Regions from separate parts of the Homo sapiens genome. Here region 2 is linked to region 1. The links are chromatin loops, found by intact Hi-C in ENCODE. Cell type or tissue: CD14-positive monocyte. All regions are shown on one strand. Each heading gives the region's core, and the rest is flanking DNA. Links, peaks and the distances in the headings are about the cores only.

Evidence for each region. Peaks named below come from ENCODE experiments on the same cell type or tissue, not always from the same donor. Only the 100,000 strongest peaks of a DNase experiment are listed, where the experiment ranks them.
Region 2: it touches region 1 in a loop (2.1-fold over the local background); 9 of 110 quality-filtered maps call a loop at or near these places.

What each region holds. Positions count from the first base shown.
Region 1 is chr1:39,783,136-39,796,603 of GRCh38, forward strand. It overlaps BMP8B (bone morphogenetic protein 8b), which reads right to left and starts at 5,730. Exons shown (of 7, transcript NM_001720.5): 1 at 5,017-5,730. The coding sequence starts at 5,350. LOC101929536 (a long non-coding RNA gene) reads left to right here and starts at 5,841. Exons shown (of 1, transcript NR_135805.1): 1 at 5,841-7,036. RefSeq lists a silencer at 5,682-6,281 and an enhancer at 5,836-6,337. In CD14-positive monocyte, for the core only: no CTCF peak of the experiment used is centred there; DNase peaks (open chromatin) are centred at 5,736 and 5,996; H3K4me3 peaks cover 1,509 bases; H3K27ac peaks cover 932 bases; H3K27me3 peaks cover 584 bases.
Region 2 is chr1:39,730,720-39,747,035 of GRCh38, forward strand. PPIE (peptidylprolyl isomerase E) reads left to right here and starts at 8,163. Exons shown (of 10, transcript NM_006112.4): 1 at 8,163-8,212; 2 at 9,446-9,544; 3 at 10,647-10,690; 4 at 11,176-11,202; 5 at 12,497-12,578; 6 at 13,105-13,205; 7 at 14,656-14,779. The coding sequence starts at 8,182. RefSeq lists an enhancer at 8,211-8,420. In CD14-positive monocyte, for the core only: no CTCF peak of the experiment used is centred there; a DNase peak (open chromatin) is centred at 8,112; H3K4me3 peaks cover 1,583 bases; H3K27ac peaks cover 1,054 bases; H3K27me3 peaks cover 715 bases.

The DNA of each region.
Region 1 (13,468 bases), core at 1,544-9,543:
CTCATAGCTCTTAAGCAGTAGACTCAGAATTGAAAGCCAGTGAGCCCCACTCCAGGGTCACTAACCACCACTCTGCTGCCCCACTTCCAGGGCCTACCCTCCTACAGCTGTGATCTACCTTTCATATCTGCTCCTGTGGGTCTGTGCATCCAGGACCCGGGGCCAGTCACTTACACTCTTTGAGACTCAGCTTCCTCCTCTGTGAATGAGGGCAGTCATAATCATTTACTCAGGGGTGAGAAAACACTGCGGAAATGGGTAGGACCAGTCACTAGGGATGGAAAGGGTGCACCATTCTGGTGGCCAGACAGAACTTTGGGGAAAAGGGACCCACCTTCAATTATTGCAAGGACAAATACCTTTGGGCATACAGTCACCCTAATAGTTGACTTTTAAGATGGATAAAAGATTTATTGTTAAATGAAAAACAACAAAGTTGCAAAACAGTGAGCATTAACGTATGCAGTTAAAAAAAAGAAAGAAAAGAAAACGCTGGGCACAGTGGTTCATGCCTGTAATCCCAGCACTTTGGGAGGCTGAGGCAGGAGGATCAGATGAGGCCAGGAGTTTGAGACCAGCCTGGGCAATATAATGAGATCCCGCCTCTACAAAAGATTTGAAGCAATTAGTTGGACATGGTGGTGCACACCTGTAGTTCTAGCCATTCAGGAGGCTGAGGTGAGAACATTGCTTGAGGCCAGGAGTTTGCAGTTGCAGTGAGCTATGACCATGCCACTGCATTCCAGTCTGGGTGAAAGAGCAAGACCCTGTCTCTGAAAATAAAAACATATTTTTTAAGCAGTAGTCTCAGTTTACATCACACGTTCCCATTCAACACAGTCCATTTCAGCAGCACACACTGCATTTAACGGTGGGCCAGGCCCTGGGCTGTGTGGAGAGGCAGCTGCTATTTTGGAGAAGAGCAGAAGATGTGGAGGCAGGGGGACAATCTGCTGTGTGGCCTTAGGAAAACCACCTATCTGCTCTGAGCCTCTCTCTCCTCTCTTTCAAACACAGATGTGACGGCAATTGTGAGATACCAATGAAGGAAGAGATGCAGAGGTTCTGGGCACGTGGGCATCGCTGGGTATCATCTCACACAAGCCCACAACAGCCCCATAAGATGAGTATCTCCATTTTACAGAGGAGGAAACTGAGGCTTGGGGAGGTTGACTGGAAAGCCCAGATCACACTGAGATCAGGTGTTGGCGTCAGGATGCAAATTCCTTGTGTGTGGGTCTCAGGTCAGAAACCCCCAATCTAGCCCTGTCTGTCCTGCCATTGTTCAGCCCCTCCTGTTTCCCGATGGGGCGTTGCTGTCTAGCACACCCGACAATTACCTTTAGGGCTCATGTATGTATTATGTGTCTCTAGACTAGAAAGTCATCTCCCTGAGGGCAGGGACTTTACTTCTCTCATTGTTATATCCCCAGCAACTAGAACTCTGCCTGGTCCGTGGTAGGTGCTACAGAACTATTTGCTGAATGAATGAATGGGAAAATGAAAGAGGTCCCTGGTAAAGAACCAAAGGAAGTGGCCCTGGGGCCCACGGAGATGGTGCCACCCTTCTAGGTCACACGGCTGGCAAGGGCAGAGCAGGACCCGGGCCAGGTCCCGAATTCCCACTCAGTCCTGCTTCTCCCAAATCCAGACGGCTCTGTTCATCAACACCCCTGTCCATGGCCACCGGAGACCACAGGAGCAAATCTGTCTGGTTCAGGAAGGGATCAGGACAAAAATGAAGCTGCCTGCATTCTGATCCTGGCTGGACTTCTGCCTGCTAGGCCTGCTTATGCCTCAGTTTCTCAATCTGGAACATGGGCACCTGCCTCTCTGCTGAGATGGGTGGAGAAGGATTCAGAAGGAGTGTGCAGAGGTGGTCCTTCCTGCCATCCTTCCTCCCTCAGGAGGGGCCGGGCTGCCCTGAGGCACTGGGGCCAAGGCATGGCGGTGTTGTGAGAAGGCGCCTCTGCCACAGAGCCACAGGGTCAGGGCTGGGAGGCACCTTGCTTTTCTGATGCCATCACCGTAGAATGGACGAGAAAGCAGAGGCCCAGGGAAGGGAAGGGCCGTGGCTCAGGACATGCAGGAGTTAATGGTGGGCCCAGGCAGCACAAGAACCTGGGTCCTGCCTCCCAGCTCAGGGCTCTCCCCTCCCTGAGCACAGAGAGACCAGGGACAGAATCCAACCGCTCCATCACTGTCCTGCCCAAGAGAGCCCAGGTCTACAGGCTGATATGGATGACAGGCCAGGCAGGGCCCCGGCTCTGACCCCAGCCCTGGCCTCCCAGTGCAGGCTCTGAACATCAGGACGCAGGCTTGGCTTCCTAAAGCACCTGCTCTGCACGGAGACCTGAGCCATGGTGGGAGGCCTATGAGAGCCCCGCCCCCTGGGTCCCACAGGCTGCCATCAAGAGTTGGGCCCTACGGGCACCAGACCTGGCTATTCAGGAGTCAGATGAAGCTGATAGGAGAGGTGGAGCCGGCAGGAGCAGGTGTGGGAGCCTGCGTGTGGGCGGTGACACCACAGTGACCCTGCTATTAGATCCCGTGGTGGCCTCTGCCCACATGACTGTAATCTCAGCTACTCGGGAGGCTGAGGCAGGAGAAGGGCCACCAACCTCCAGGGGCCTCCAAACATGGAGAGCATCCTGGTATGTGTCTAATCCATGCCCCCCCACCGCCCCACCCAGCCTCAGTAATTACCAGTTAAAGCTACTCTAACTGAGAGAGTTCTACTAGTGCAGTTAGCACAGCAGAATAAAGAAGGCCTTTCTGACAGCTGGCTGCGCCCACCCACAGCCTGGGCTTCCACTAACAATGATCTGCTTGTTAATCTCGCAGCGCTGGAGGCCCCAAGTCTTCATGAAATGCACAAAGCTGGTGTGGGAAGAAGCTGGGATTTGAAATCCACAGCCGTGGATGTCACCCCGGATGTGCGGTGTGGCCCTGGGCTGGCTATTTAACCTCTCTGAGCCCATGAAACAGGGCTGGCAAAACAGTCTCACATGAGTTAAATGAGGAATTGTAAGGCTGTGAAAGTTCACATGCTACTTTTCATTCTAAAAACAGGTACAAACACTTTTTGATTGGCTTTTAGAATCCATTTCTAGGTTTTACATGTGTATAAGACATGTGGAGATGTTCCTGTCACCTCCGAACTAGGCCACAGCTGGGAGGGCCTGGGGCCAACAGTGCCCAGGTCCAGGTTCACCCTCTGAGGGGAGCAGCACAGGCTTTCTACTCCTGCCCCTCTACCAATCACACAACAACCCTGAGGACAGATCACCAGGCACCTCATTTTACAAGGAGCAACGAAGGCTGAGAGGGTGAGGAACTTTCCTAAGGTCACACAGAGGGGTAGGCCCTGCCCAATTCATAGCAATAGCCCCACCAGGCTGTGCATGCCTTGACCCAGGGGATGCCAGGGGAGGTCGGATGTGGGCTGGGTGGTGACGCATTCTGATGGGCGGCTCCCTGGGGACATTCTTGGACGACTCCATCCACAACTCTTCTTGGTCCTGAGCCCAGTGTCAGCCTGTCCTGATGACAGAGCCCCAGCCCCAGCTTCACAGATGGTCTCCTCTGTCCCACATCCCCACCCTGTCCTCTAACTACAAAGGCAGCATCCAGATCCCACCGGCTAGAGTCCTGTCCCTGGCACTGGGCGCTCAGTGATGGTGAATGGCTGCCTCCTGCTGCTCGCCTCCACCACCAGCTCTGGGTTGCGGGAAGCAGAGGCTTGGCCATGCCCTCTTCTGTCCTAGTGTAGGAAGCAAATGGCTGATGGCCCCACAAAACCTGCTGCGGCTCAGTCCCCTGTTTTCCTCAGCCCAGACTCCTCAGAAAGGTCTCTGCACCTTGAAAGCCTGACCTGACAACAGAAATGTCATCTCTTTGAGCCCTGGATGGACAGTCAGGCTTCCTGGGCCTGTCCTGGCTCAGCAGCGTAGAGGCTGCGCTGTCCTAGGCATGGCGCTGCCTCTCTGAGCCTCACTGTCCTCATCTGGGAGATGGGGATGAAGACCGTGGCTGTTATCAGGGTTGTCGGGAGGATGAAGAATTAATGATGCTGTCTGTGGAGGGAGGCTGATGGCCGGGGCCAGGGACCCTCTCCCTCCTCTCAGCCCCACAGCTCCCCGACTTTGGGCTGATCTGTGGTCCTTGGTTCCCCAGACCCCAGACTGTCACTAGCCACAGACAGGAGGCAAAGCAGATGGGTGACCTGACCAATAGTAACTACATGACCATAGACCAAAGAGTTTAGTACTGGAAAAAAAATCTCTGAGATCTTAGGGAATAAATAGCTCCAGGGTTTGATACAAGATATTTGCAGACAGGAAAAGCCGGGCTTTGCCTGGGAGAACAAAGTGGGTCCAGCTGCCCACTGGACCATTCCACAGGACTGGACACTCACCCCATACCAGATCACATCCCAGGTGTTGGGCCCAGGGTGACAAGGCAACAGTCCCTGCCCCAGCGAGCTGAGTTTGCTCCTTCCCCAGCCGCCCCCCTGACAGCCGCACCCCACCCAGGCTCCGCACAGAGAAGAGCCTGCTGTGGACTCAGGGCACGCGACTCAGCTCTGGTCACTCCGATGTGACCACAGGTTTCCACGCTGAACTTTGTCCCTCTCCTCAGTACTGCCCTTATCACAGTGACAGCATCCCGGCCTCTGTTTACTCACCTGTCTCCCCAGGACCAGGCTGTCTTCCCGGGGCAGCCCAGGTGGGCAAAGACATCACCTGATTCTTACTCCTGGGTGTGTTTGGGGCAGGGTGAAGGCAGCGCCTGGGAGTCCACAGTCCCCCACACTCTGCTCCTGACCACCCCGCAGCCCAGGGGGCCCCCATGACCCTTAGACCTTCCCTAACCACGGCGGTCCCACTCCCCTGTGGTTCGCGTCCACCGTCTGTGACTCCCCGTTCGGCCAGGGCCCGGCACAGCCCGCGGATGCGCGCCCCTCCCCTGCAGCCAGCTTACTCCGAGGGTCCCCGCGCGGGCGGCCGCACTCACCCATGTTAACGAAGCTCATGACCAGGTCGGCGCGGCCCAGGCGCCGCTCCGCGGGCGCGCCGTCCTCGTCGTCGTCGCCGGCCATGGCGTGGTACAGGTCCAGCATGAAGAGCGGCGCGGACGCGGGCAGCCGGGAGGCGGCGGGTGGCGCGCGGGGCCGGGGCCGCCCAGGCAGCCCGAGCACCGCCAGGATCTCGCGCTGCACGTCCCGGCGCTCGCGCGCGCCCAGACGTCGCTGGGGACAGCCGGGCGGGGGTCGCAGGCCGGGGCCGCCCCCGCCCAGCGCGCATAGCGCCAGGCCCAGGAGCCAGAGCGGGCCGGGGAGCGCGGTCATGGCAGGCCGGGGGCGCTCAGCTGGGGCGCTCAGCGGGCGCGCATCGGCTCCGCGGCCGACCCAGGGCCTGGGGACGCCCCGACGGCAAGGAGGCTGGGCTCGGCGGGCGGCGGGCGGCGGGGCGGGGCGGGACGGGCGGCGACCGCGGCCTCAGCGCGGTCCCTGGAGCGCCCGCCGCGCGACACCTGTCCTGGCTCCTGGACGAGAGGACGCGGACGCCACCGCCTCGAGGCCGGGGCTACTCTGCGGACTGGGACTCTCGGCCAATCCGTCTGTCGCCGCCGTACCCGCCAGTCCGGCTGTGGCCGCGGTCCGAGCAGCGCAGGGGCGATGGGCGAGCTCCTGCAGCCACCCGCTTGGTGCGGTTCCCGCGAGTCCCTGCCCTGCCCTGCCCAGCGGTCCGCGTCGCCCGCCCCCACCCCGGGACTGACCAATGGGGGGGCGGGGGCGGGGCCTGGGAGCGGGGGCCACGCCTGCGAGGGGGCCCGGGGCTGCGGCCGGTGTCGCGGGTGGGGAGACCCCGAGGTGCTACCTGGGCGTGGCGGGTGGGCAGGCGGCCCGGGCGAGGGGCTCGCAGCCTGGGCGTCAGCGTGGTCATGGCCGTCGTGGCTTCCGCCGCGGGCCTCGGCGCAGAGATCCTAGGGCCGCGGCGCCCTTCCGGTCCCGCCAGTGGTGCCACCCGGCCGCCCCGCCGTCGCGTGCGCGGGTCGCCATGGCATGCTGCAGGCGCCTCCTTCCCGGCACCTGCTCAGCTGCTCCTCCCCGCGCCCCCACCTGGCTCCCGCGTGAGCCTGGGCAGCGCCCCAGGCAGGCCGCCCCCGCCAGCCCTCGCTGCGCGGCGTGCGCCCCCTGCGCCCCCAGTACTGATCCAGCTTCGCGGGGGAGACGCGCACCCGCCTCCTGCCTTTAGCCGGGCCAGGAGCTCTGGGGCCCTTCTGGAGCACCCGGGAGCCACCTGTGCACTTCTCAGTCGCCACGGCCCCGGTGCAGGCCTGGCAGGAGAAGGATCCCCGCGGAAATGCCTCTACTAACTCAGCCCCTTTCTGCACTCTCTGCTCTTCTCTGGGCGCGCTCTCGCCTTACTTATTCCTGTGTGGTTCAGGCGCTGCGGAAGGAGAAGGCACCTAGACTGTACTGGGAAGGCTCCTGGAGTTGACCTGGAGCGCCAGGAAAGGTCAGTGGAGGAAAGTGCTCCAAGCAGAGGGAAGAGCTTGTGCCAAGGCCCTGAGACCCCGGCGGGGGAGCCTAATAATGGCAGGTAACAGTCAGCACTTGCCACGCGCGAGGCATGTTCTCAGTGTGTGTCTTGTGTCATTTCTGTGATGCTTGCACATCGTCAGGGGGTACCTACCACTGGAACCTCCTCTTTTAACAAATGAGGAAACTGAGGCACACAGCGGTTAAGGGACTTACGCTAGGTCACACAGCAGTAGAGCTGGGCTGGGGCAGGGGGCAGCTCCTCAAGTGGAACCTGGAGAGCCCACGGGGCAAATGGCGGAGGCTGGAGGGGCTGGCAAGGGAGGGACTGCAAAGGGCCTCACAGGGGCTAGACGAGGGCCCTGGGCACCAGTGATTATGGTGCCCCCCCATGTGGATTGAAGATTAAACCTCGAAGCAAGTGTATAATGCCCCCAAAAATCACATTTAGAAGTCATCACTTCAATAAAAATTTCTATATTAAATAAATTATTAATGTAAATGGTCATTTGCTGGCTCCTTAAGCACATGCCTAGTCTGTCTTTTACCGAAGAAGTAAATTTCTGCAAGGGTAAATAATAAAATGAAATAAAATAAATATTATTATTACACTATTCAGAGCACTAAAAGAACTACTTTTTCCTGATTACAGAGGTAACTTGCTTTTGTAGAAACTTTTGAAAATAGTTTCATAATCACTTTTGCACATCATCAGGGGGTACATACCATTGGAACCTCCTCTTTTAACAAATGAGGAAACTGAGGCACACAGCGATTAAGGAACTTATGCCAGGTCAGTACAGAAAAGTAAAAATATTACCCCCAACAAATTTTAAAATCACCCAAATCCCTGTTTCCAGAGATAATCACTGGTAATATTTGATGTCTCTTTTTCTTACATGTATGTGTATTTTTTCATACAAAAAACAGGATCTTATTTGCTTTATTAGCTTCACGTTATATTGCAGTATTTCACTATGCCATTAATTATTGCACACTTTTTTTACTGGCTTCGTGGTATTTTTTCATCATATTGTTATCATAATTTTTTTAATCAAGCTTATGTTATGGGATAATTATATTTTTATATTATATACTATGTTGTTATGAACAATCTTGTAGAATAATCTGTGCACATCCATGGTGATTTCTTTAGGATGAATTTCTAGAGATGGATTTTTTTTTTTTTTTTTTGAGATGGAGTCTTGCTCTGTCACCCAGGCTGGAGTGCAATGGTATGATCTTGGCTCACTGCAGCCTCCGCCTCAAGTGGTCTTTGTGCCTCAGCCCCCTGAGCAGCTGGGATTACAGGCGTGCACCACCATGCCTGGCTAATTTTTGTATTTTTAGTATACACAGGGTTTTGCCATGTTGGACAGGCTAGTCTTGAACTCCTGGGCTCAGGTGATCTGCCCACCCCAGCTTCCCAAAGTGCTGGGATTACAGGCGTCTAGAGATGGAATATTTGAATCAAAGAGCATATACACTTTTTATGGTTTTTGATACATATTATCTGTTGCCCCAATAGCACGAGGGTGCTTATTTTCTATCACCCTTACCAACACTAGATATAACTGTTAAATACATAAATAAATCAATCTCTGCTGGTTTGATAGATGAAAACCTCTCTGCTGTTGTAACTTGCATGTGGAGGGTTACTACACACTGCTCTCTTGTTTTTGAAACCCTGTCCTCCCCTGGCTTCAAGGACGCCTGCTCCCTTGCTGACCACTCCTCCCTGCCCACTTCTAAAACATGGATGTCTGCTGGGTCTGTCCACAGTCCTGTTCTCCCCTTAGACTTGACCTGGTGATGAGCTCATCCACTGAGGCTTCAGTGCCGCCATACAGTCACACCCAACTCCAAATATATTAGTAGGGCAGGCCTTCCTGCTAGATGCCAGAAGCTACATCCAATGACCGATAAGACATGACCAGAGCCAGAAGCCAAAACCCTGGCGCAGACACACGTCCCTCCCTCCCAAGGGCAGTTCAGTCTATTGATTCTACCTTCAAATGCCTCTTGAATCCCTGAGCCTGTGCACGCCCCTTTGCACTCAGGTGTTTCATGGAGCACCTCCTCCCCACTGGTCTCCTTATGTCTCATCTCACTACCCACCCCACCCAGCCCTCACTCATTCCGCAGAATGCATATTTCCAAATGAAAATCTGAATCCTTCCATGGCCTTTCATTGCTTACAGCAGAATTTCCCCAGGTGAGGATTCTGAGGGCTTTCCTGCAAAAGGGGTTCAGTACACACTGCGCTATATATTTCCCCCTTGGTAGAGCCCTCATGCACTTAGCACTTTGTAAGCTCTAGAAATCCTGCAGTAAAAATAAATAAATAAGTAAATTAAATAAATAAATAAATAAAAACCTGTTTAGCCTTAACTTGGCTTCTTCCAAATGCATGTGACTATAGCTTTTTAGTTTTTTGAGGACCACATCTTGGGGACCAGCAAGGCACAAGGTGATAAGCGCCCAGGACCCAGTGGTCTGGCATCATCACCTGGCCCCTGCTGCTGACCCATCTCCACAGTTTTTTTGTTTTGTTTTGTTTTTGTTTTTGAGACGGAGTCTTGCTCTGTCGCCCAGGCTACAGTGCAGTGGCGCAGTCTCGGCTCACTGCAAGCTCCACCTCCCGGGTTCACGCCATTCTCCTGCCTCAGCCTCCCTAGTAGCTGGGACTACAGGCGCCCGCCACCACGCCTGGCTAATATATTTTTTTTTTTTTTTGCATTTTTAGTAGAGACAGGGTTTCACTGTGTTAGCCAGGATGGTCTCAATCTCCTGACCTCATGATCCGCCCGCCTTGGCCTCCCAAAGTGCTGGGATTACAGGTGTGAGCCACCGCGCCTGGCCAATCTCCACAGTCTTATCTGGCTGCTAACCCCATATACTTGGCTGCAGTCCCATGGGAATACTTGTGGTCCTCCTACCTGTCCTCCTGTTGACACTTCTGTTCACCTGAACATGTGGTTTCCTGTACCAAGAAGGGAAACCCCTTTCCCTGTCTGGTCAGGTGTTACCTCCCTTTAAGATGCAGTTGAAGTAACACCTCCTTTTCCTGATGCCCTCTTCACCTTCATGAGCAGAGCCATTTCTTCCTTCCTCACTCTCTCAACCACTCCTTTTACAAAATAAAAGGGCATGTATTCACATGTTTGTTCCCTGCACTAGGCTGAGAGCTTCTGCAGGCAGGGACCATCATCTTAATTTACCTTTGGATCCCAGTGCGAGGCTTGCATTTAGGGTTTCAGTAAGTATGTGTGAAACAGAGTAGCCTCTGTTTCTCTGAAATAGCCTCTGAAAACAAGAGTCTCTCAACAGCTTCAAGGAACGGATCTCGCAACCTTCATGAACTCAGTAAGAAGTGCTTCCATTGAGAAGTGCTCATTATTTCACGGGGATGAAGAACAGAAGCACCAAGCTGTGTTAAAGTGAGGAGTCAGTGGCCAGTGGGGCTCACTCTCTTCGCTGTGTGACCGGCTCTCTTGTACATCAGCAACAAATGCAAATCCATGAATCTTCATGACTGAAACCATAAGGTTAAATTCATGACTGCTAATACCTACTGCATATAGAAAATGAAAAGAAACAATTTTAAAAAGCAGAGAAAAGCTTTCCATAAGAAAGATGCTACAGGAAAGCCTGAGCGCAGTGGCTAATGCCTGTACTCCCAGCACTTTGGGAGGCTGAGGCGGGCAATTCACCTGAGGGCAGGAGTTCGAAACCAGCCTGGCCAACATGGTGAAACCCCGTATCTACTAAAAATACAAAAACTAGCTGGGCATGGTGGTGGTGCCTGTAATCCCAGATACTTGGAAGGCTGAGCCAGGAGAATTGCTTGAACCCGGAAGGCGGAGGTTGCAGTGAGCCGAGATCGTGCCTCTGCACTCCAGCCTGAGTGACAGAGTGAGACTCTGTCTCAAAAAAAAAAAAGGAAGGAAGGAAGGGAGGAAGGAAGGAAGGGAGGAGGGGAGGGAGGGAGGGAGGGACAAGAAAAGAAAAGAAGGAAGGAAAGAAAGAGAAACATGCTACAGGAATGGAGATTATCTCATGTTAACAGCGACACATTTAACCTTTGCATTTGTGATCTGAGGACCTTTTAATTATATTACAGGATCCTATAGTGAGGTCCTAGGTCATGCCTGTCAGCTCCAGAGGCCACCATGAGGTTGGTGCATCGTAACACCTCATTAAATGACTGCTGAGGGCCCAAAGGGTGTCTCACTTGCCTTTCTGGCTGGGTGCTGCTGGGAAAACTCCAGTTCATCATGTTCCCAGGGTGTGCTTACACGTCATAAAGAAACAAATAAACATAACAAGGCAGTCCTGTCTTCATGGGGGAGTCTTTAGTCAATGGGTCAGGTCACCTTCTGTTAGTAGACTAAATGCTTCAATTAAAAGCCAGGGCCGGGCGCGGTGGCTCACGCCTGTAATCCCAGCACTTTGGGAGGCCGAGGTGCGCGGATCACGAGGTCAGGAGATCGAGACCATCCTGACTAACATGGTGAAACCCCGTCTCTACTTAAAGTACAAAAAATTAGCCGGGCGTGGTGGTGGGTGCCTATAGTCCCAGCTACTCAGGAGGCTGAGGCAGGAGAATGGCGTGAACCCGGGAGGCGGAGCTTACAGTGAGCCAAGATCTGGCCACTGCACTCCAGCCTGGGCGACAGAGCGAGACTCCGTCTCAAAAAAAAAAAAAAGTCAGAAGACGGGCCAGGCATGGTGGCTCACTCCTGTAATCTCAGCACTTTGGGAGGCCACGGGGGGGAGCAGATCACCGGAAGTCAAGAGTTCGAGACCAGCCTGAAACCCCATCTCTACAAAAAATACAAAAATTAGCCGGGCATGGTGGCTTGCATTTGTAGTCCCAGCTACTTGGGAGGCTGAGACAGGAGAATCACTTGAACCCAGGAGGCGGAGGTTGCAGTGAGCCAAGATCACACCACTGCACTCCAGCATGGGCAACAGAGCAAGACTCCATCTTAACAAAAACAAAACAAACAAAAAAAAAAGTCAGAAGATGGCTGAGGTGCATGTGCCTATAATCTCAGCTACTTGGGAGAGAGAGTTGGGAGAATCACTTAAGGCCAGTAGTTCAGGCCAGCCTGGGCAACACAGCAAGACCCTGTTTTTTAAAAAAGTCAGAAGTTGTCAGATGAGTTAATTAAAAAAAGGCAAGAACAAATGACATGCTCTCTATAAGAGATGTTCTGTAAATATAAAAGCACAGATAGGTTGAAAGTAAATGAGTTGAAAAAGATATATCATGCAAAAAAAGGAGAAATAAGCCTGGAGTGGCTATATTAATATCAGGTAAACTAGACTTCAACATAAAGAACATTAGCAGAGATAAAGATGGATTCATTGCATCAGAATGCATCCTACTGAAACAGGAGGACATTATGTAGCACAACATGACAGGCCCAGAGTACACTAAATATTGTTGTGTATGGTTTAAAAGTGGTTTCAGAGTTCTCACACTTATTTTAGAAACCAGTGGAAATGGGTATTTTTTGAAGATTTCTACCTGAAATTAAATTTATTTTGTGATGCACCTGTAATCCCAGCACTGTGGAAGGCTGAGGCAGGAAGATCACTTGAGGTCAGGAGTTCGAGACCAGCCTGGCCAACATGATGACACCCTGTCTCTACTAAAAATACAAAAATTAGTCGGGAAGGGTAGCATGTGCCTGTAGTCCCAGCTACTTGGGAGGCTGAGGCAGGAGAATTGCCTGAACCCGAGAGGCGGAGGTTGCAGTGAGCCAAGATTGCACCACTGCACTCCAGCCTGGGTGACTGAGTGAAACTCTGTCTCAAAAAAAAAAAAAAAAAGTATTTTGTGAACCAAATGAGAATAGATTGGGGGTGGGGCAGGGGTGGGTGTGGAGGGAACCTCAAAGTGAAATTTACACATTGCCAAATCTGAATCAAATCAAAACAATTTTGGTAAAATCTTTGTGAGCAATGCAGAATCCCAGCAACAATTTGTTTAAACACACAGAGTAAGGAGCCTCCTCTCTGACCAGCAGCATACAGGATCTTTCATGGTGTCCTTTCACCCCTAGAGGGTTAACAGAGCAGAAGGTGCACTTAAGTATGCAACCAAGCAGCCCTTCCCTCCATGTAGCCGAGTCCACCCCTCATTGTAGGGGCACCCTTGAAGTTCATGCCTAGGTCAAAGTCCCCACACACAGCCTGGTTCTCAGCCAGCTGCAGCTTCAACTTGTACAACTAGTCTACCAAGGCCTGCAAATCATCCATGAACTGGCCCCAAAACAGCAGGGCCTCCTCCAACTTGTGCTGCCTAAGAAAAGCACACATAGGCCACTGTTTTTAGGGACCCATTTTTTGTTTTCTTTTTCTTTTGAGACAGAGTCTCGCTCTTTTGCCAGGCTGGAGTGCAGTGGCGTGATCTCGGCTCACTGCAACCTCTGCCTCCCAGGTTCAAATGATTCTCCTGCCTCAGCCTCCCGAGTAGCTGGGACTACAGGTGCCTGCCACCACCCTCAGCTAATTTTTTTTTTTTTTTTGTATTTTTAGTAGAGACAGGGTTTCACTGAGTTAGCCAGGATGGTCTCGATCTCCTGACCTTGTGATCTGCCCGCCTTGTAAATGACACTATCAACAGAGTGAAAGGCAACCCACAGAATGGGAGAAAATAGTTGCAAATCATATATCTGATAAGTGATTAATATCCAGAATATATATGTTTATTTTTTTCAGAATATATATTTTAAAACCTCATACAACTCAACAACAATAAAATAAACAACTCAGTTGTAAATAGGCAAAATACTTAAAAAATCCTCCAAAAAAAGATCTACAGATGGCCAATAAGCATATAAAAAGATGTTTAATCTCACTAATTATTAGGGAAATGCAAATGAAATCCACAATGATACCTCTTCATAA
Region 2 (16,316 bases), core at 4,362-12,361, 50 kb before region 1:
ATTTCCATCTTTTGGCTATTGTGTATGGTGCTGCTATGAACATTTGTGTAGAAGTTGTTGTGTGAATATTTGTTTTCTATTCTTTCAGGTATATATTTAGGTTGGAAATGCTGGTGAATATGGTAATTACATTTAACTTTTTGAGGTACAGCTAAACTATTTTCCACAGTGAAAAACATTGGCAACTAATGTATCTGATAAGAATCTAGTATCCAGAATATGTAAAGAACTTTTTCAACTCAACAATAGAAAGACAATCTTATTAATATACAGGCAAAGGACTTGAATAAACATTTCTCCAAAGAAGATAAACAAATGGCCAACAAGTACATGACAAGATCAACATTGGTCATTAGGGAAATGCAAATCAAAATATCATTTAACATCCTCACTAGCAATGTATAAGCGTTCCAATTTCTCCACATCCTTGTCAACACTTGTTATTTTTAATTTTTTAGGATAGCCAATCTAATGGATGTGAAGTGGTATCTCATTGTGGTTTTGATTTGCATTTCCCTTATGACCAATGTTGATCTTGTCATGTACTTGTTGGCCATTTGTTTATCTTCTTCGGAGAAATGTTTATTCAAGTCCTTTGCATGTATATTAATAAGATTGTCTTTCTATTGTTGAGTTGAAAAAGTTCTTTACATATTCTGGATACTAGATTCTTATCAGATACATTAGTTGCCAATGTTTTCTCCCATTCTGTGGGTTATCTTTTCACTTTCTTAATAGTGTTGTCTGATGTATAACAGCTTTTAATTTTGATGATGTCTAATTTACCTATTTTTTTCTTTTGTTGCTGGGTTTTTGGCATCTTGTCTAGGAGACAATTGCCAAATCCATGTGACAATTGTAAAGCTTACTATTTTACTGTACATTTTTCAAGGCCAAGTCCCACTGTTTGCAAATATTTTGTCTTAGAAACTTCATCTAAAACTTCACCCTGGAAAAAAAGATGACTTGGAAAAGAAAAATCACATACAACCATATTCTCTTTCATTTTAAATCTATTGTTTAAACGCAATCTGTAGTAACACAAGGCTTAGAGACACAAACTGTGACCACAGTGATCTTGAAGGAACTCAAACTGTTCTGAATCAGTAAGAACTTGCCCTCTAAATAAGCATATGTAGCTCAAAGTGTCTTAGAGACCAACTGCATAGTAAGATTCCCAAATTAATTTTTGTATAGAATACAGTGTTTATTAAGGATAAGTTATAAAATGTGCTAACTTGATTTATATTTAAGAGCATCCATAGCAATTATTTCAACTTAGAAACAGTTGAAAGATTTTTTTTCAGGAGTGTTTTGTGACTGATATTGTTCAGAGTTGCATGAGCATGATGATAATAAAAAGTGATTGACTTTTTTTTTTTTTTTTTTTTTGAGACAGAGTCTCCCTCTATTGCCCAGGCTGGAGTGCAGTGGTGCAATCTTGGCTCACTGCAACCTCCACCTCCCAGGCTCAAGCGATTCTTGTGCCTCAGCCTCCTGAGTAGTTGGGATTACAGTCATGCACCACCATGCCTGGCTAATTTTTCTATTTTTAGTAGAGACAGAGTTTCATCATGTTGGCCAGGCTGGTCTCAAACTCTTGACTTCAAGTGATCCACCCGCCTCAGCCTCCCAAAGTGCTGGGATTACAGGCATAAGCCACTGCACCTGGTTTTTGTTTGTTTGTTTGTTTGTTTGTTTGTTTGTTTTCTGAGACAGGGTTTCACTCTATCACCCAGGCTGGAGTGATATGATCATGGCTCACTGCAGCCTTGACCTCCCAAGCTCAGGTGATCCTCCTACCTCAGCCTCCCAAGTAGCTGGGACCAAAGGTGTATGCCACCATGCCAAGCTAATTTTTTTGTATTTTTTGTAGAAACAGGATTTTCAACCTTGCCCAGGCTGGTCTTGAACTTCTGAGCTCAAGTGATCCACCTGCCTCGGCTTCCAAAGTGCTGGGATTACAGGCGTGAGCCCCCGTGCCCAGTCAAAAGTGACTGACCTTTTAGTTGTTTTATTAGTGTTTTAAAATTCTGTCCAGACAACACACCTCCGTATTGTTTGCACCCAGAATGGGCTGCTTCTACTGCCTTTTAACATGTCATTCCTTTCTTGGAAAAAGTGGTTCTTAAAGTATAGTCCCCAGACCAGCTGTTTCCACATCACCTGGGAACTTGTTAGAAGCGAGCATTCTTGGCTTCACTCAAGACTGACTGAATCAGCAACCCTGGAAGTAGCGCTTAGCAACCTGTGTTGTAACAAGCCCTCCAATGATTCTGATGCAGTTTCATATTTTAGGACCACTATCTTAGAATATGGAACCTGCCAGACCTAAGACACTAGAGTTTAGGGCACTGGTAAATGCAGCCCTATGAAGTTGTGGTGTAAGGCAGAAAAACAGCCCTAGATTTTGGCAGACTTGGACATCTGTCCCTCCTGCTATCAGCGAAGAAAAGTGTCACTGAGTGGCAGATAGAATGTTTTAGCTTCTAGTCCCTCAAACAGTCTCCATGATACAAACACTGACTCAGTTAAGAATCCAGGAAGACTCTTGGAGACTGCGGTTGCTAAGAGTGACGAACTTGAACTGGGTTTGTTCTTTTCTTTGGGAATCCTGCAGCTGTGCGGCATGTAGCACCTGTGCCACCACACTCACGCTCACTGCTCCTCCTTGTGCTGTTGCTCTGTATAAATACACCTCCGATGTTGGCAGCCCACGGCCTGTGATTCAGCCTCTGTAGTGGAGCCCAGGCACCCAATGTGCTAAGAATAGAATTTTCCATTTCAACTTTATTTGCAAGAAGGTTTTCTGTATTTCATTCATCAGGTATTAAAAGTCTACTAAATACCAAGGAATTGTGCAGTGGTATGGGATTACAGTGGTAAGCAAACTGACATGGTCCCACTTTCAAAATGCTCTTTCTCTGGTTGGAGAGAAGGGGTTTTAAAAAGTAAATGCGTCCTCTAGTTTTGAATATTTTAAAAAATGTAAATGCAGCCAGGCACTGTGGCTTATGCTATGCCTGTAATCCCAGCACTCTGGGAGGCTGAGGTGGGAGGATCGCTTGAGCCCGGGAGTTTGAGACCAGCCTGGGCAATGTGGCAAAACCCCATCTCTACAAAAAAATAGAAAAATTAGCCAGGTGTGATGGTGCACGCTAGTCAGTAGTCCCAGCTACTCGGGAGGCTGAGGCAGGAGGTTGAGTCCAGGAGGTTGAGGCTTGAGGCTGCTGCTGTGAGCCGTGATCACACCACTGCACTCCAGCCTGGGTAACAGAGTGAGACTCTGTCTCAAAAAAATAAAAAGAAAATGCAAATACAAATTGTGCTAAGTGTGACTATGATGTCTAAATGCTCCCCTCAGAAATACAGGAGAATGATGCTTCCCACACTCCTATTCATTTCACCTACTTAAAGCTTTCTAAAGCGATTTCCAAACCTTAATGCCACATGAAAAGATACGAAGCCTTTCTGCTGCCTTCAGGGACCTACTTCTAGACTGGAGCTCATCACTGACATCATATGCTAATGTTTCTAGAGCATTTAATGAAAGAGGCATTATGGCATATAATAATTATAACTGTTTTGGTATTTACACCTTTTGATCCAGTCACTTCTGGGCATCCCTCCAAAGGGGATAATGTGGTCCTTAGAAAAAAGCTGTACTGCTAAAGATAGTTACTGGAGCTTTATATATTCAATCAACAAATTAAATACTCAGTTATTACTTTGCTAATGTGAGTAAATTGCTTGACCTCCCTGGGTGGCCTGGGTAAAATGGGGAGATAATCTCTATCTCAAGTTTGTGACAACTAAATGTCTGTGGAAATATCTCCCTAGCACTAGGCTCAACGAAGAGTAGGTGTGCTCTGGATGGGCTCTTTTCACCTTCCCTTTCTAATTATGTTGCATGTTATTATACATATGATGAGAATCTATGCAGTTTTTCTGTTTGTTTGGATGTTTTTTTGAGATGGAGTCTTACTCTATCACCCAGGCTGGAGTGCAGTAGTGCCATCTTGGCTTACTGCAACCTCTGGCTCCCGAGTTCAAGTGATTCTCCCGCCCCAGCCTCCCGAGTAGCTGGGACTACACGTGCACACCACCACGTCCAGCTAATTTTCGTGTTTTTAGTAGAGACAGAGGTTCACCATGTTGGCCAGGCTGGTCTTGAACTCCTGACCCCAGGCAATCCGCCCACCTCGGCCTCCCAAATTGCTTGGATTATAGGTGTGAGCCACCACACTCAGCTTCATAGTTAGTTTTTTGAGTCAGAATTTCACTCTGCCACCCAGACTGGAGTGCGGTGGTACAATTTCGGCTCACTGCAACCTCCGCCTCCTGAGTTAAAGTGATTCTCCTGCCTCAGCCTCCTGAGTAGCTGAAGCTACAGACAGACACCACCACACCTGGCTAATTTTTGTGTTTTTAGTAGAGGCAGGGTTTTGCCATATTGGCCAGGCTGGTCTCACACTCCTGAGCTCAAGAAATTCACCCGCCTCCGTCTTCCAAAGTGCTGGAATTACAGGCGTGAGGCACTGAGCGCGATGGAGAATCTATACAGTTTTATATCACCACCACTCCCCTCAAAATGCGCTGAATTTGGTCAAAAACCATTACTTCTCCCCTTCGCCTGGATTCTGAATGGTAGCATTCAGGTGTCGAGTGGTTGGAGTGTCCTAACTTTGACCACCATCGAGTGCTGTCCTTTCCTTGGGTGCTAACCCACTGCTTCTCCTGGTTCCCAGGCACCCCAGCCTGCTGTCCATGTGCAGGCCAGGAACCCCTGACTGCCTCCATGCTGGCGGCAGCACTTTCCCAAGAACAGAAGCAGGTGCTGAGTGAGTGACCCACGCGCCTACGAAAGAAGAGAGGGCCAGAAGCTGGTGCTGACGCAGACACCAAGGTTACTGAGATTCCGTTTGGTTTTTTATGAACTATCTTCCCCACAGGAGACATTTGTTCCTCCTTATCCAAACAATGCATTCAAACTTGGCTGTAAAGATTGTAGGAAGAGATGCACAGGGCAAGGTGGGAATGGAGAGGGGCTGGTGAGCTTCCATGCCCTCTCTAGGCATGCTGTGTTCCAAGCACATCAATGTATTCACCAACCTGGAAACTCCCCAAACCGCATTTAGAGTGTTTATATGAGGTTTCATTACCTAGGCATGGCTGATTAAACCACTGGGTGTTGGTGATTGAACCCAATTTCCAACCCCCTCCTCTCCTCAGAGGTTGGAGGCGGGAGCTGGAAGTCCCAACCCTCTAATCACATGGTTGGTTTCTCTGATGACCAACCCCCATCCTGAAGCGAGCTAGGGGTTCTACCTTGAGTCATCTGCTTAGCACAAACTTAGGTAGGGTCAAAATGGGCTCATTATGAATAACAAAAGACACAGCACTCAGGATATTCCAATGATTTTAGAAGCTCTGTGCCAGGAACTAGGACAAAGACCAAGTATCTATTTTTTATTATACCACACCACATAAAGGACGCCTGGTCAGATTCTTCCTGAGAGTGACCTTTTGTTTTGGAATAGTGACGGGTACACAAAGAGCTCTCCTAATCAGATCTCACAGCCTCATTCCTATAAGTATCAACTCCCTGGTTTGGCATGAGGTTGGTAAGGTCAGCTGTGTGCGCAGCCACTGCTTAGCTCTGGGAATACAATGGGTACAGGCCGTGGTGTCAAATACCTTCATCTACTGGGAGAGAGAGACATACCTGACTATAGTTATAGGGTGTATTCCAATTGACTTCTGAACTTGGGGACTATGGACTCTGTCTATAGGGGATTTGGGTGAGTGAAGCTTAACTAGGACCTCTGACAAGGACTGGTGGGTGCCTCCAGATGGAGAAAAGAAAGAACTCAATGAGCAAAAGCAGAGGCAAGGAAAAAGAGCCCATGGTAAGTAGGTGAGGAACTGATGTGGAGGTCAGGGTTGACTTGAGGTAGGCATGGACCCCTTGTCAAGGACCTTGTTAGCAGCATCAGTGATTTAGGTAGGGAGTTCTAGAGAATTTAGGTTTATTTTGAAGAAAGATAACCCTAGGCCGGGTGTAGTGGCTCACACTTGTAATCCCAGCACTTTGGGAGGCCGAGGCAGGAGGATCGCTTGAGTCCAGGAGTTTGAGACCAGCCTGGGCAACATGGCAAGACCCTGTCTCTAAAAAAAAAAAAAAAAAAAAAAAATTAGCTGGGCATGGTGACGTGCACCTGTACTCCCAGCTGCTACTCGGGAGGCTAAGGTGGGAGGATCATTTGAGGCTGGGAGGTTGAGGCTGCAGTGAACCATGATCATGTCACTGCCTTCCAGCCTGGGTAAGAGAGCAAGACCCTGTCTCAAAGAAAAAAAGAAAAAAAAAATCACCCTGGACAAGTGGATTGGAGGAACAGAGCCACTATCAACTCTTCCTTAGTCTACTACATTAACTTCCTGGTCTCCTGGGTTCCAATCAACCCATCCTGGGCCTAGTGTCAGAGCACTGTCTAAAATGATGTGAGCATGTAACTCTCCTGTTGTAACTTCAGCAGCTTCTCAAAGCTCCCAAATCTTCCAGAAGGCTTACAGCACCCTCATGATGTGGCCCTCTGCCTACCTTTCCCACCTGATATGCCCTCCACCCCACCATCCCAGGCTCTGGTCTTTTAGTTCCTTGAGTGTGCGGAAGCTGCCTCCTCCTCTCTCTGGCTCCTTTTCCTTCAGAATTCAGCTTAAATGTCACCTCAGGAAGGTCTTAACCCCCTGCTCCATATAAAATAGATGGTCCCATTATTTCCTACCACTATGTCAACCTGTAATTTATATATTAGTGGGTTTAGTCCAAGATGTTACTCTAAACTGCACCATTTTGTAAGCTCCCTGCTATTCTGCAGACCTTGGTCAAAGTGAAACATTTCACAGGGGTTTGGGCTGTGAGAAACATCCTGCCTAACCACCCGACCACAAGGCAGACAAAGGCCCAACTAAAGAAACATCCCTCTCATATCTTCCTGGGCAAAGGTCCAAGGGACACCATGATGACATCCCACTGGAACAAGGGCCAAACCGCCTCATCATGAGAACATCTTTATATCAATATCCTGCTAGGCAGCAACCCATACTGCCCAGACCCCTACCGCCCATACCTATAAATTGCCCAGTCTGTAAGCAGTGGTGGGCACTGGCATTAGGCTGGTTCCCCACTTCTGTAGGTTATTATGCTGGACATAAAGCCTGCGTTTGCTGTCGAGCCGCCCTCTTTCTGTGTGTGTGTGTGTGTGTGTGTGTGTCTTTCTTTAACCCTTGCCTTCTTTTCAAAACCTAACACGAGTAGACAAACGTTCTTTCTGAAGAGCCAGATTGTAAATATTATTGTAGGCTTTGCAGGCTATAGCTCTTCTGCCCTTGTAGTAGGAAAGCAGCCACAGTCATACTTAAAGGAATGAGCGTGGCTGTGTCCCCATAAAGCTTTCTTTACGGACACTGAAATTTTAATTTCACATAATTTTCATGTGCTAAGAAAATATACATATATATTTTGTGAGATGGTGTGTCGCTCTCGTCACCCTGGCTGGAGTGCAACGGCGCGATCTCTGCTCACTGCAACCTCCGCTACCTGGGTTCAAGCGATTCTCCAGCCTCAGCCTCCTGAGTAGCTGCGATTACAGGCGCCCGCTACCACGCCTGGCTAATTTTTGCATTTTTAGTAGAGACGGGGTTTCACCATGTTGGCCAGGCTGCTCTCGAACTCCTGACCTCAGGTGATCCGCCCGCCTCAGCCTCCCAAAGTGCTGGGGCTACAGGCATGAGCCACCACGCCCGGCCAAGAAAATATAGTTTTTTTATTTTTTCCAACTATTTCAAAAGGTAAAATTCATTCTTAGCTCCCAGGTTGTCCAAAAACAGACGCGCAGGATGGCCAAGCACCAGAGTTTATCGTTTGCCCATAATAATCGGGTTGATTCGGCCAAGGTTTCCCTCCCCCAACACGGTGCGCACTGGGAAGCGCGAGGACCACGTCCCTTGGTTTACCACTGCGCACCTCACAAGGCGCCCAGTGCATCCGGGTAGCGGGATGCCGGTTGGACCAACGCGAGGGTGGGCGGGGTCTAAGAGCTAAGCGTTGGGGGCGGGGCGGGACAGTGGGGAAGAGGACGGGTCGAGTGCTGGCTTCCGGCGGAAAAGCGCGCGAGCAAGATGGCCACCACCAAGCGCGTCTTGTACGTGGGTGAGCAGGAGGGGTTGCTAGGCGGAGTCTGAGTGAACGCGACCCCCAAGGGTCGGGGCGTGGGGTGGGACGCATCTCTGAACCAGGAGGACGGCGAGCTGCTGTCAAGGCCGGGTCTCTGGCGGTAGTGCTGGCGATAGCTCTGGCTGTGCTTAAACTCCTTCCAAGGTTTCCCACTGTCCTCAGGAAAAAGTGCAGACTTCTTAGCAGTACGCACTTCTCCAGCTTCTTTGCTTTGCTTCCCGATTCGCTGGGTCTCCCGAAAAATGACCCACTTGCCCCCAAGGTTCAGGTTATTTCACACCTTTGGGCCTCTGCTTTTGCGACTCCCTTGCAGTGAACAGCCTTGCCACACACCTCAGGTGCGTGAACCCGAGACGGAATGATTATTCTGACTTCCTAGCCCGCTGAGCTCCAGCGGGCCCCGAGGAGCGGTAAAGGAGTATTATGGCCCTTCGGATCCTCTCGTTCATTTGTTTTACAAACATTCAGTGCAGCGACGGCTCAGCCCCAGCCCCTGCCATAAAGGAAGGAGTTCCCAGACTAGCCAGAAAAAAAGTGGAATTACCTCAGTAGCACACTTTTGATAAGCGCTGTAGTGAGGATGGATCATGATAATATGGGCCTGGCTGCGGGACAAATGACCCATCCATCTGGAGAAGCGAGGGCAAATTCTGGATGCGGCGATGCCAGAGCTGATGAGCAGGAGTTAGCTACGTAACCGAAGCAGAGGCAAGGCCGTTCACTGCAAGGGAGTCGCAAAGGTGTGAAATAGCCTGACACTTGGGGGCAAGTGGGTCATTATTCGGGAGACCCAGGAAATTAGGAAGCAAAGCAAAAAAGCTGGAGAGGTGGGTACTGCTAAGGAGTTTGCACTTTATCCTGAGGACAGTGGGAAGCCTTTGAAGGAGTGTAAGCGAAAAGTTACGGGTTCAAATTTGCATTTTCCTAAGATCATTCTAGTTGGCTTTGTGGAGTTGATGGAATGGAGGCAGGGAGGTCAGTTGTGAAGCTATTGCAGTAATCCCAGGACTAGATGAGAGTCTGAAAGAAGGGCGAAGAGAGGAATATTTTTCATAAGTATGGGTGGGCAGAGATGAGAGGGGGATGTTTGTTTACCCAAAGAACTGAATGGAAGGGTCCTGTCCCCTGGCTAGCATGCTAACTGGGCTGCAAGGACTTCTGCAAGAGTATGGAGATCAGTGGCTCAGAAGGCCCTTGGCTTATTTGCAGGTGGACTGGCAGAGGAAGTGGACGACAAAGTTCTTCATGCTGCGTTCATTCCTTTTGGAGACATCACAGATATTCAGATTCCTCTGGATTATGAAACAGGTGAGTTAGTGTCTCTCACGTTCAGAATCCTCTTACTAGGAAAATACCTTAAAAAATTAAAGTCACATCACAATTCTAAATATGCATTCTAAATATGGTTAGTATACACTACAGGTAAGTTCAGGAAGGTGTCTGGTGACAGTGATCTCGATGGAGAAGGAATGTTCTGAGGCCATGTGGTTGTGAACTCTGAATACTTTCCAGAGTCTTCAGCTGTTGGGTTGAGATAAGACAGATTTTTCAATAGACCAGTAGGGAGATAGGTTTGAACTACATTGAGATTTGAATGTTGTTTTAATCTACCTGATGGGTACCCCATCCCACCTGCACCTTCTTGCAGCTGTGCTATTAAATGAGGCAGCGGGAAAGCCTAGCCCCATAATGGGGGTGGGTGAGGGCGGGGGTTCTTGGCCTCTGCACCCCTGGGTGGGTTTCCCATCGATTGGTATCACAACCACAGTTCAGTTTTCTGTTTACCTTTGTTGTCATTTTTAAGATTATAGTTTTAGGCCTAGTTTTATCATCAACCTTGCATATGATTGTTAGCAAAGTCTTTAAACTCTCTGGGCCTGGGAAATCTTTATTTGCAAAATGATAAGGTTATGTTGGCTTTCTAAGGGCCTTCTAGTCTCTGAGTTCTATGATAAACATTATTGTGCTTGGTCTTTCTAGTTAGTTCAGCATTTTCCTGAAGATAAAGACTGAGCATCTTTATCAGGTTTTAGGATTCATGCTTTATGCACAGTTGATGCGCAAAATATATATTTAGATAGATAATTGATAGGTCAAATGACTTTATTTTTCTAATTGCTTTGCATGCAATGGTTAAGGTTTTAAGTTTGGCTTTCGTAGAATAATTGAATACTTATCAATTAAAAATACAGTTTACTATTCAGCTATGTCCATTAAAAAAACAAAGTTTATTATTGCTTAAAATATTGTATAAGAAGAATCAAGAATGAGATTCCTTCTTCCTAAATAGTGATTGGATAGAACTTCTGGTGTTTGGATACGACATGTAACTGACTTCACTTTGTGACCATCCTGTTTCTTCCCACTACCCCACATAGTAATTACTTGTTTTTGTTTTTCCATTTTGTAGAAAAGCACCGAGGATTTGCTTTTGTTGAATTTGAGTTGGCAGAGGTGAGAGTCTGTGTTACTAGTGTCTAGTCCTTGGTTTGTGATGTTGTTACTGATTACAAAGGAAGCTTTTCACCATTTGGTTAGGTTTTTGGGCCTTAGGCTGATGCTTCCAGAGAGATCAGAAGTAAGTGCTGTTCTAAGGAAAGCGTCTCTCACATAATCAGACTGGACTGTGAATAACATGTCAGACCTGCCAGGCCCTCCCATTCTTGCCCTGCAGAGGAGCTAGCTCATGCACCCCTGTTCATTGAGCATTCTTGCCTGGAAGTAGTGATTATTTCTTGTGCCTTCAACTAGATGGCAAATTGTTGCACCACCAGCTCTAAAATCAGCCAGGAAGTGCTCTTTGTTAGAAACACACAAAACCTAGGCAAGAAATACAGAGGTGGCATTTTTCTGGATTTTTGCTACTGAGCATGTGTTTAGACACCATAAGAAGCATTTGGCTGCAAGCCTAAACTTGTACCTTTGTCTTTCCTTGGCAGGATGCTGCAGCAGCTATCGACAACATGGTATGGCTGGGAATCTTAATTCTAACTAAAGTTGCTTTTTGGTGGTACAGAGGCTCCTTATTCATATATCAGTGTTCTGGACTTCCAAAGTTACAAGGTTGCATGGGGAGGTAAAAATTCTCACATGAAAATATTCACTGTGAATTGATCACTTATAAAATTAGTTCTTACTCAGACTCCTTCGCCATTTCAGAATAATGTAAGTCCTCATCATCCTTGTTGACCAGTCTCTCACTGGCTCTCCCATGTTTAGGATAATTTGCAGACACAGTGCAAATTGATTGCACGGTGTAACTGCATATTTTGCAAAATAGCAGGATTTCATGAAGTGTTAGACCAATTTACAATTGAGAAGAGAAATTTAATTATGGCAGGTGCAAATCACTGATACAAATGATTTGGATATTCTGGAAAGGTCCTTGGGAAAAATGATGATGCTCTTTAGTATTTGTGCCTTCCTTGAGATCCTTTTAGTTTTCATGTCTGATAAGAAGTGCAAAGATACCATACTGTTGATAGAATTTTGTTGGAAAAATAATACTTCAGTGCCTGTTACTTTTCTTTCTTTCTTTTTTTTTTTTTTTTTTTTTTTAACAATCTTGAACTCATGAGTTCAAGACTTCTCAGCTTCTCAAGTAGCTGGAATTACAGGCTCAAGCCAACAGGGCTACCTGGGCTACCTGTTACATTTCTTTCTACCAAGTTACATTTCTTTCTACCGATTAGTGCATAGTTAGTCCTGAATATTAATGGTAAGAAACTTGTTTTTATTATTTTTAGTTTCATCACAGTAATTTCCCAGTCAGCCTTTTAAAATTTTTCAATTTTACCACGAAATCTTCATCACCACTTCAAGTGGAGTCACCTTAAATGACCTTTCCTGGTACCGATTATCTTTGGATAATGAGATGTTGTTTTATTTGTTGTTCTGTTATCCATTCACCAAACATATTCATCAGCTGTCAGAGATCATTTTTCTTTCATTTCAAAGCTTATCTTGACTTTTGAAGGTGAACTCAAATACTGGGAAACTGCATTTATTTTTGTAATTTTGGAGTGTTCTGAACCCAGAGTTACTTTTGGTAATACAGGTCTTTGTGTGCTGCTATGAAAGAAAGGGGTGTGAGTTCCCTGAAACCCACAGGTGGCTTTGGGGTGGCTGCATAGCTTACTGGTAGAGGCCCAGGGATTAAGGGAGGACAAATCATGAGTGTGTCTCAGAAGTATATGGAAAGCTGGCTGGCCCTCTTTTAACCTAAGAGAGTTTAAGCAGCTGGATTTTCAATCTTTTCAGAATGAATCTGAGCTTTTTGGACGTACAATTCGTGTCAATTTGGCCAAACCAATGAGAATTAAGGAAGGCTCTTCCAGGCCAGGTGAGTAGGAGCAACTTCCAGATTCCCTGTGATGTTCTGCAGTTTGGCCTTAGTTGCATTTTTTGTCTCTATTTACTTGGAAGTAGATGCTAAATGCTGCTTCCTGGTAGATAGGAGTAGATGATGGTTCACATTGGGAAGGGCATGCACCACCTTTTTAGAGAAACAAGTGAGTTTGAGCTTCTCAGCAAAGCCAAAGTGATTGTTTCTGTTATGAGAGAAATTCCTGCCTGAGCTCATCTTTCCCAGTTTTCTTGATATTCCATTCCTGGGGTCTCCATCAAGGGCTGAAATCAGCAAAGGCTACACCTTTGCTTTCGGCATAGCTATTTTCCTTAGCCCTACTGAGAGCTGGACTTCAGGGCCTACATTCTGGATGGGAACTTTCCTTACCCCTGGGAGTTCTCAGTGGGGAATTGTCTGGCATACAGGCCACATAGCATCTTCCACTTTGCTGACCAAAGCAGCTACTTTTCAGTTCAAGCTGACAGCTTGAATGAACATTTGTTTGATTCTTTCCTTTCAGTTTGGTCAGATGATGACTGGTTGAAGAAGTTTTCTGGGAAGACGCTTGAAGAGAATAAAGAGGAAGAAGGGTCAGAGCCTCCCAAAGCAGAGACCCAGGAGGTGAGAATGAAGCTCCTGCTTCCAGAGCACAGGCCGGCGCTGTCCACAGGAGACTTTTTTTTTTAAGTTTTAATGGAAATTTGCCAATATGTATATCAAAGTGGAGGGAATGAATAATGAATTCTTAGTACTTTGGTAAAGTCAATATTGAGTTCTTAGTACTTTGGTAAAGTCAATATCGAGTGAATTCAAGGGCGAAACTTTGGGTCTCTTGTCCATGTTGTGTTCTATGTGATGAGTGTCTCAGCTCTGCTCAGGTATGGATTTGTGATTATCAACTGACAGGGAGGAAGCTGAGGTGCCCCTCTTCACCCCTCCTGATCAGTCCCCCTCCTTCACTGAAGAGTTTGCCACAAGGGTCGTGGTCTTCCTATTCCTGTGCTAATGGAGGGGAGACAGAATAGGGTAGTGTCCCTTCCTTCAACCTGTACATGGGTTCAGGGTTCTCCAGTCCTACGGGAACCTGCTGGGGCACTTCCCCCTGATTCTCAGCATAGTCTCTGACAGTTGCTTCCTGGGCGTCCCCTCCTCTGAGTACTTTGTGAATGTTGTCATTCTTCTGTATTTCTTTCTTGGCTCATGGTTTCTCTCTCTTCTCTCAGCTGAAACAGTAGCAGTCTATCTCTAGTTTTATGCAGCCTCTGTTATGCTGTTGATCTTCATGGTCTCTTTCTAGTCCTGAGCTTCAGATATTTCTGCCTGCAAGTCTCATGGGCAGCTTAAGTTTGCCTAAAATGGATTCTCCCGCTTCTCTAATCCTGTCTTCCTGTGTTCTCAATCTTGGCTAATTTGCCACCATTCATCCACACATTGACCCACGCCAGAAATTTGAATGCAAATCAGAACTCATAAAGTGGCCATCACAGTCAGTGGAGTCCCCCTGGATCATCCTGTATCCTCTGCTTAGTCTTACCTACTTGGAGCACAATGCAAGGCCCAACATCTTCCACTGTCTTCTGAGCACTTAGGCCTGAGCAAGAGGGCTGCCCCCTTGCTTCCATGTAGTTAGCCAGTGTATATGCAGGGCCAGGCACAGAGGGACGAGGTGGTACATGGATGGGTCTGCCTAACTAGAGGACAGTGGGTGGGCTGGAACTGGCATTTGAAGATACTGAGAGTTGTGGATCATGGACCAGAAAAGTGCTGTTCTGTGACTGTGAAGCAAGAGGAGGAAGCAGATGCATCTGAGGGCAAGCATGATGAGATAACACCCCCGTGTGTGAGGCTCAGGTTAGCCAGTGCTGAGACCTCCTGTCGCTGGGCATCCAGCTGGGTGCTACGGCCATGGCTCCTGCCTCCTGCAGCCCTATCAGGGCCCAAGGCCTTCCCCGTCAGCACTTGCTCCAGCCTACGCACTGGAGTTGTGTTCTGGGTGGGTGTGTAGAATACTCGCACTCCTACTTAGGGCGTCAGGGAGCTCTCTCTAACTAGCAATTTCTTCTGCACCTAGGGAGAGCCCATTGCTAAAAAGGCCCGCTCAAATCCTCAGGTGTACATGGACATCAAGATTGGGAACAAGCCGGCTGGCCGCATCCAGATGCTCCTGCGTTCTGATGTCGTGCCCATGACAGCAGGTGAGCAGGACGCTGTGGTCAGAACGGCGGGACGCTGGTGGCTGAGCAGTGAGCCTTTCCCAGGTTCTTACTGCTTCACTTCTTGTGTCCTTGATATTGCTTCTGACCTAAGTTGATTTGAGGCATCTCAGATCCTGGGATCTAGTAACAGATAAGTCAGAGCAGGTGTTTTTGAAGCTTTATAAGTGCTGGCTTACTGTTTTTTAATCGTTTTTTAAAAATACAAGTAAATAATGTATTCTTTTTTTTAAAGAATAGCATATACATATATTCCAATAATATTTAAGACAATAAATTGAAAATTCATTTTCCCCTCTCTACATCCAGTCCTCAATTCTAGAAGTAACTAGTGCTTTTATTGAGTATTCTTTGTAATTTATTAAATATTGACTTCTATTCTCTTTTTAATCTAAATTTTATTATCTAGACATATAAAGAGTCAATTCAGTTTCACAAAGCTTGTTTTGAAAAAACAGTCGTCCCCTGGTGCTGTCCCTGTGCCCTGCTGCCAACACCATTTGCTGCTCCTCAGAGGAGCGGATTTCAACTCTTAGGTGTTTTGGTTTTTATTTCCATGTTGATAACAGTTTTATATTTCTACTTCCTGTTTTCCATTTTAAACATTATCTTCTGATTTTCTACTTCAGAGAACAAAGAATTAGTTTTTTAAAATCCCCTTCCCTGCCCCCTCATCTTCCCTGTATAGGTACCATAATTTTGGTTAGGTCCTAAGTTATTTTAACAATGTAAGCATCATGTGATAACCTCCTTTCATGCACAGCATTTTGTTTTGCCTGGAATTGATAATTGCCTTGTTTTTGCATAGTTTTCTGTGTAATCATTCCTGATTTTCTCCCAGACCATCCTGCTGGGGGTTTTGCATCCAGGTGTCTGCATCTTGTTAAGGGGAGATGAGGGCAAGGCTGAATTCCTCAACATTCAGTATATAAACTTTCACATAATCTCCATTTGTCATTATGGTACCTCAGCCCTCACTATGCGTAGGATGTCCTAGTCCAGAGACCCTCTGCTTTAACCTACCAAAGACTAGACCCCCAGCTGGCTACCAGGTTGGGGAGGGGTGGCCCCCAGCTGCAGAGTCAGGGAAAGGATCCCAAAGATTAACCACTTTCTTAAATGGGCTTTCAGCCAAACTTACTGTCTCCAGGATTACCTGCACCCTTTCCTCTGAGCTTTTGGAGTGCAAATTGAGTTGCTTCTTGGCTTTTACCAGCTTAAGATTCAGCTTTCTCGGGTCTGCTATATCATTTAGGACTCATCTATTTTGTTTTCTAACTTCAGAAATTTTGTTGCTGTTGTCTCTTCCTCCCTGCTTTTTAAGTTTATTTTTTGGCTATTTTAGCCACTTTAAAGTGTTTGTTAGCAGTAATTACTCTGTTCGAAATTTTTGAATCATCCTAAACAAAACCACTTATTAAAGGTACCTATTAAATAATAACTCCCCATTTTCTCCTCCCCTTAGCTTCTGATAACCTCTAATCTTTGTGTCTATGAATTGGCCTATCCTAGATTTTTC